2 separate regions of the Homo sapiens genome follow, and region 2 is linked to region 1. The links are chromatin contacts, found by Hi-C or POLR2A ChIA-PET in ENCODE. All regions are on one chromosome and are shown on one strand. The core of a region is the stretch at or near the end of the contact, and the rest is flanking DNA. Distances in the headings are between cores, read along the strand shown. Region 1 has its middle 42 kb from the start of NEK3. Region 2 overlaps ATP7B (ATPase copper transporting beta).

What was found. Hi-C counts contacts between places; a loop is a spot of excess contacts on that map. ChIA-PET counts read pairs that join two places held with the same protein, here RNA polymerase II (POLR2A). Pooled maps may share reads with other maps.
Region 2: a loop to region 1 is called in a pooled map, with 4 times the contacts of the local background. The contact joins two enhancer-like sites. A Hi-C loop is called at or near these places in 2 of 168 maps with a recorded cell type or tissue (naive thymus-derived CD4-positive, alpha-beta T cell and posterior vena cava) and 6 of 50 pooled maps. POLR2A ChIA-PET finds 5 or more read pairs at or near these places in 2 of 52 experiments (CD4-positive, alpha-beta T cell and RWPE1).

Annotation. Positions count from the first base shown.
Region 1 is chr13:52,200,114-52,203,214 of GRCh38, reverse strand. No RefSeq gene overlaps it. Among named protein-coding and RNA genes, the nearest start is that of NEK3, 42 kb to the right of the region's middle. Within about 2 kb of position 1,479, at least 2 of the 41 ENCODE cell types and tissues checked have a DNase peak (open chromatin) inside an H3K27ac peak, as active enhancers do.
Region 2 is chr13:51,956,756-51,959,856 of GRCh38, reverse strand. ATP7B (ATPase copper transporting beta) reads left to right here. Exons shown (of 21, transcript NM_000053.4): 8 at 1,313-1,546; 9 at 2,250-2,341. Among named protein-coding and RNA genes, the nearest start is that of ATP7B, 53 kb to the left of the region's middle. Within about 2 kb of position 1,501, at least 3 of the 41 ENCODE cell types and tissues checked have a DNase peak (open chromatin) inside an H3K27ac peak, as active enhancers do.

The DNA of each region.
Region 1 (3,101 bases), core at 230-2,729:
ATTACAGGTGTGAGCCACTGTGCCCAGCACTAACCCTCTTATTTACAATGGGATTGTTTGCCTCACTGTGCCTAAATTTGTAAAACATGGCCAATTCCCAAATGTTCATCATTCAAAGTATTTAGTCAATTTCTCTGTTCCAATTAAGAACCGGAAATTTGGAGATGAAAAGCCGCACCTCATTTCGTTCACTGAGAATCACAAAGCCAGGCACAGGGGGCTGGGAGCAGTAGAGCATGGTCACAGAACCCAGCCCAGAGGACCAGGAAATGTTCTGGAGCTTGGGGCAAGAGCTGAGCCTTGAAGTAGGAGTAGGAGTTAGGCAGGGAAGAGGAAGGGAACACAGCATTGGATGGCAAGGAGATGGGGGAAGGCATGGCCGCGTCTGGGAGCTGCAGGGGCTCCCGTCAGGGTGGGAGGAGAGGTAATGGGAAGGAGACTAGCGAAGGAGGCAGGGCTGATCTTGAGGGGTCTCACAGGCCCTGCTAAGAGAGTGCAGGGTTTCTTTAGAGGATGGTAGAGGGAGCCGCTGAGTAATACAGACTTCCTGATGTGAACATAGCTGTGTGGAGGAGGCTGACAGCATGGACTCTGGGTCGACTGTCCGGTCCTCAAAAGCTGGCTCTCCCACCTGATGATTTTGTGATAGTGAGAAGCTCCTGTAAGCCTCAAATTTCTCATCTTAAAAGTGAAAAATGGTGTTACTTGCCTCAGGAAAGTTTGTGAAGATGAGACAATACATATAAAGCACTATTATAGTGTCTAATACTTAGTGGTCAATAAATGCTAACTATTGTTGTTATGGATCATTTGAATAATAATGAGGTATACAGTTTGTCTCATTTTATAGACTTGTGATAATGGAATGAATGAACTTTGTCACAGCAAAATAAGTTTAAAATGTTAGTTGTGTATCCTGATAGAAAATATAAACTTAAAAAGATTTCTTTGTGAGACAGAGGTCTCACTATGTTGCTCAGGCTGGTCTCGAACTCCTGGCCTCAAGCTAACCTCTCGCCTCAGCCACTGTGTCTAGCTAATATAAACATTTGTTTATTCATTCCACAAATATTGATTGACCATGAAGGATGTACCAGGCACAATTCTAGGCTCTTGGGATAAGGTAGTAAATGAGGCTGCCCCTTGATGAGGGGTCCCTGCTCTCACTGAGCTTACATTCCAGCAGGGAGGCTGATGATGAGAAAGGAAACCACGTGTTTCCCAAGACCTGTACATTCCGCCAGGGCAGGGAACATGTTGCATTTGTACCTTGATCTATCCCAAATGCATGAGACAGGGCCTAGGTCAGGCACTTGATGAACGTGTTGAGTGAACGGAAGATTATTTCAGATAGTGCTGAGTGCCGGAAGACAAGGAAACAGCGCGACATGACAGAGTGGGAAGGTCGACTTGGCTAGATGCGGTGCACGGCTGAGAAAGCACTGCTGAGCTGAAGTGGATGGTATGAAGGAATCAGTCATGGGACAATCTTTGGGACAGCTATTCCAGGCCAAAGAATTTTCCATGCCTAAGCTGAAGGCCCTGAGGCAGGGCTGTGCTGGGAATGCACAAAGATGGGAATGAATGGACCCCACAGCACGGGGGCCAATCATTTGTGGGTCGTTGGCAGGCATGTCTTTTATCTAACAAGAGACTATGTTTGCCTCCAGAGGGCACTTGAACATAACAAATGCATCTAAGGGCCAGCTTAGGTTAACACTTAGACAGAGAAGCAGTTTCCTGAAAGCATAACTTCAGAGGCCAGGAAAGCAAAAAGAAAATAATCTCAGCTGAAGCCTTTGCTTATTGAAATTTGAAAGCACCTCTTTTAAAAATTAACTTTTATGAGATAGTACAAGTGTAAGCTAGCAATGTGGTCTTTCATACATTAGTGTTAGTTTAACAACATAGCCCTCCCCTTGGTGGATAGATGAGAGAGCAGTTTGACAGGTAGGAGAGGGGACGAAAGGCTAATTTAGAGAGGTCTCGGCAAGGGTGTCAGGCCTGGGTGAGACCCAAAGCAAGGAGGCTCTGAGAAGCTAAAAGGCAACATAGAGAGGGGCCAAGGGACGGGGGGAATGAGTACAAGAAGGCAAGAGGATGGGCTGGGGGAACCAGAGTACTCTCATGCACTTTAGAAATTGACCTGAGGACAGTTCTGCCTGGTCATATCTCTATCGTCTCCAAAAGTCATGTGCTAAGCACTGTTTCAACATAGTTCTATGTCATATGCTGTGCAATACACACTAGTGTGACATGATCCTGGTCTTCCATGCACCTAAAATCCAAGGCAGTTTTACACATGAATATACTAAGAACGAGTCGTCTTACGTGGAGGGGAAAGACAAGTACCTAGACAATCTAATTTGAAGGGCACGAAACCACTTCATCTTCCGTCCCATCTCCCATAAGTCCTCCTGCTGCTGAGGGGCTTTCCGTGCCCCTCCCTCTTACTTTGTCCTTTGGCTTTGGGCACTAAAGCGCTTGTGAAGAAGCTAATGAAATCTAGGAAACTCATCCATCTGGGTGCAACCTCTCTGGGCCTCCACAGGCCTGGCACCTGTTGCATTGCCTATCTTGTTAGTTTACCTGCTCCACATCTGTGATCTCTGCTAGATCACCAGCCCCTTGAAGCAGGGAACAAGTCATACTCACCTGTGTATTCCAAGGGGACTAAAGCTTCATTTTTCACATAGTGTTATACAGTTACACTAATATCATCTACCTATATATTATATAAACATGCACTTATGTTCATCTTTTGCTGCCGTTCTTTTTTTTGAGACAGGCTCTTGCTCTGTCACCCAGGCTGAAGTGCAGTGGCACTGCAGCCTCTGCCTCCTGGGCTTAAGCAATCCTCCCACCTCAGCCTCCAGAGTAGGTGGGACTGCAAGCACACATCGCCATGCCCACCTAATTTATTTATTTATTTGTATTTTTTGTGGAGGTGAGGTTTCACCAAGTTGCCCTGGCTGGTCTCAAGCTTTTGGGCTTCAGTAATCACCACCTTGGCCTCCTAAAGTGCTGTTTTAGGCTGTGTTTGATACTGTAGTTTGATCTGGTTTATAAGATAGACCAGCTGGAGATCTATCTATCCAGAT
Region 2 (3,101 bases), core at 252-2,751, 240 kb after region 1:
TGTGGTGAACTCTGTGTCTCCAATGTGCATATTGTTTAGGTTAATTTACGTTTGTTGCTGGAAGCAACAACTGGATCACCCTTGAGCCCATGCCACTCTTGAGTGTTCTATCTTAAAAGGTGGAGATATGGTCCTTGTCTTTCAGGAAGTTATAATTTAAAAGAGAAAGGCATGAAACGTCTGCTTTGGTGGTGATATTAAGGAACTAGCTGTGTGTCTGGTGGGAAGTGTGCCCTCTATGTGTATATTTTGGAATATAAAACTAAATCCCTGTCCTAATATTGGAATGTTTAGGGGCTATTTGGGGGCAAGCATTGGTAGGCTGGATTTTTTTTTTTTTTTTTTTTTGAGACAGGGTCTCACCCTGTCACCCAGGCTGGAGTTCAGTGATGTGATCATAGTTCACTGTAGTCTTGAACTCCTGGGCTCAAGCGATCCTCCCACCTCAGCCTCCTGAGTAGCTAGGACCACAAGCGCCTGCCACCATGCCTGGCTAGATAGGGTCTTGCTATGTGCCCAGGTTGGTCTCAAACTCCTGGCCTTCAACAGTCCTCCAAGCTCAGTCTCCCAAAGCTCTGAGATGACAGGTGTGAGCCACTGCACCCAGCCTGAATTTGTGTTTTTCTATATTTTGTTTGATTATAAGTGTAATGTACACTTATTATTAACAATTCAAACCGTACTGAAGTATAAGAAGAAAAGAGGAAGATGCCCTTTCACTGATCACATTCTGCCTCCCGCCCAATCTCATTCCCCAGTGTTGCTATGGTGATATTAATAGTTGGGCATTAATCTCTCCAAATCTTTATATAGAGAAAATGCACACTTGCGTGTATGTGTATGTATATGTTCACGTAATACAGATACAGACTTTTTTAACTGAAATGGGATCATACAAGATAGACTGATGTGCAGCTGGCTTTTTCACTTAACTATGTATTAGACATCTTTTATGCCAGTGGGTTATAGATAGAGCCCATTCTCTTTAGGGAATGGAATGCCTTGTGCTGTCTACAGTACAAATGAGTCGTGATTTTTTTCCCCAACTTTTCACCATTCTCTTATTAGAGGACATTTGTGTTGTAAGCACTGGGTTTTAAAGGTCTCACATGCTCTTGGTCATCCATTCCTGTGGACAGTAGTCCTCTGAATGGGAAAGTATATTTCATAAACGCCCATCACAGAGGAAGAAGTACTGTCACGACTGTGCACAAAGCTAGAGGCTTTGCCATCCCCAGGGCCCTTGGCCCTGTGTCGCTCATTGAACTCTCCTCCCTACTTGCTGGCAGCCTTCACTGTCCTTGTCTTTCAGCTCCTCGGTGGGTGGTACTTCTACGTTCAGGCCTACAAATCTCTGAGACACAGGTCAGCCAACATGGACGTGCTCATCGTCCTGGCCACAAGCATTGCTTATGTTTATTCTCTGGTCATCCTGGTGGTTGCTGTGGCTGAGAAGGCGGAGAGGAGCCCTGTGACATTCTTCGACACGCCCCCCATGCTCTTTGTGTTCATTGCCCTGGGCCGGTGGCTGGAACACTTGGCAAAGGTAACAGCAGCTTCAGGTTCAGAAAAGAGCTGCTCCTTCAGTAAACAAATCTCACTTCCTCTGAACACCATGTTTAGAATTACTAATTATACACAGCATAGAGACAGACTTAAAGAAATAGGAAACCTCCATATAATTAAGGTGCTCTAGTCACTAATCTCCAAATTGGTCACTACTTCTGAAATCCCAGCTAATCTGGTTAATTATTAAAACCATCATTCAGGTGTATTGTGTAAACTAAAGAAACCTGGCCTTCAGGGCAGAGCCTACATTGTCTCTTGGTGCAAAACTGAATATGTAGTTGGTCTAGACATCCATACATCCTCCTCAAGGTCATGCCATTTTTAACACCCTTCATTGTCCCCAACACTGAAATGTATCTTACAAGAGAATGGAACTCAGGCCCTAAAAGAAATTAGATTGAACCTAAAAGAAAATGGTCAGTGGGAAGACTGATGTTTGTTTCCAGTCTGAAATGTAATTCCCGGACTTTAGTGGCACAGGCACTGTGCATCACTGTGGAAGTGACATGTGGCCATGTGTGGTGGATAGCAAGTAACGCCCACCTGCAGAGCCTTTTATCGTGCCGTGCGGCTGTTTCTCTCGCACCAGCTGTCTCTAACACCACGCTTGTGACTCTCAGGCTGGGTTTGGACAGGTCTGCTTTCGATAGCTCTCATTTCACATTCTGGTTATTTCCTAGAGCAAAACCTCAGAAGCCCTGGCTAAACTCATGTCTCTCCAAGCCACAGAAGCCACCGTTGTGACCCTTGGTGAGGACAATTTAATCATCAGGTGAGTTATGGTTATCAAATGTCTTTGTGGTTGGTATCTATCAATCTGTGTGAGCTGCATCAGATGCCCATGTTGTATTGACATTGCAATAGACCTTGTGAGTGTGGGCAGAGACACAGTAAGATCACCACTCTCAATCCAGCTACGAAAGCAAGGCATTGAACTATAAAACTAGCAAGATTTGTAGGTGGTGTGTGTGTGCGAAATGGCACATGGGAGGTGTAGATGATTAGTATTCCAGGAATTAAGAAGAGGAAGGCCAGTGTTGGTCAAGGGAAACTTCACAGAGAACATAGAGTATGAATTAGGCCTTCCTAGTAAGATACACATTCAGACAGGCAGAGAGATAAGGACTTCAACTTGCTAAAGAATAAAAATTGAAGGAGAAATTTATCTTCTTCTTAAGGTTGCCTGATATTAAAAATAATAATTATTATTATTCCTGGAAACTCTTGTTGCATTTATTGTTTGCTAGACACTATTCTAATCTCTTTGTATTTAATCTAACCAAAGATGGAAACTTTCTGAGGCAGGGACTATTATTACTCTTAATTTACAGATGAGGAAGCTGAGGTTCAGAGAGGCTAAGCAACTGGCCCAAGGTCACACAGGTATTCAGTAATGGAATTGGGATGTAACCCAGGCTGGTGGATCCAGAGTCTATTTTCTTAACCTTTACACACACTGACTCTTAATGCATATTTAATAATATGGAAATTTTTCTAATTAAGGCTTCTGTATTTCCTTGGGGTTAGCTTCT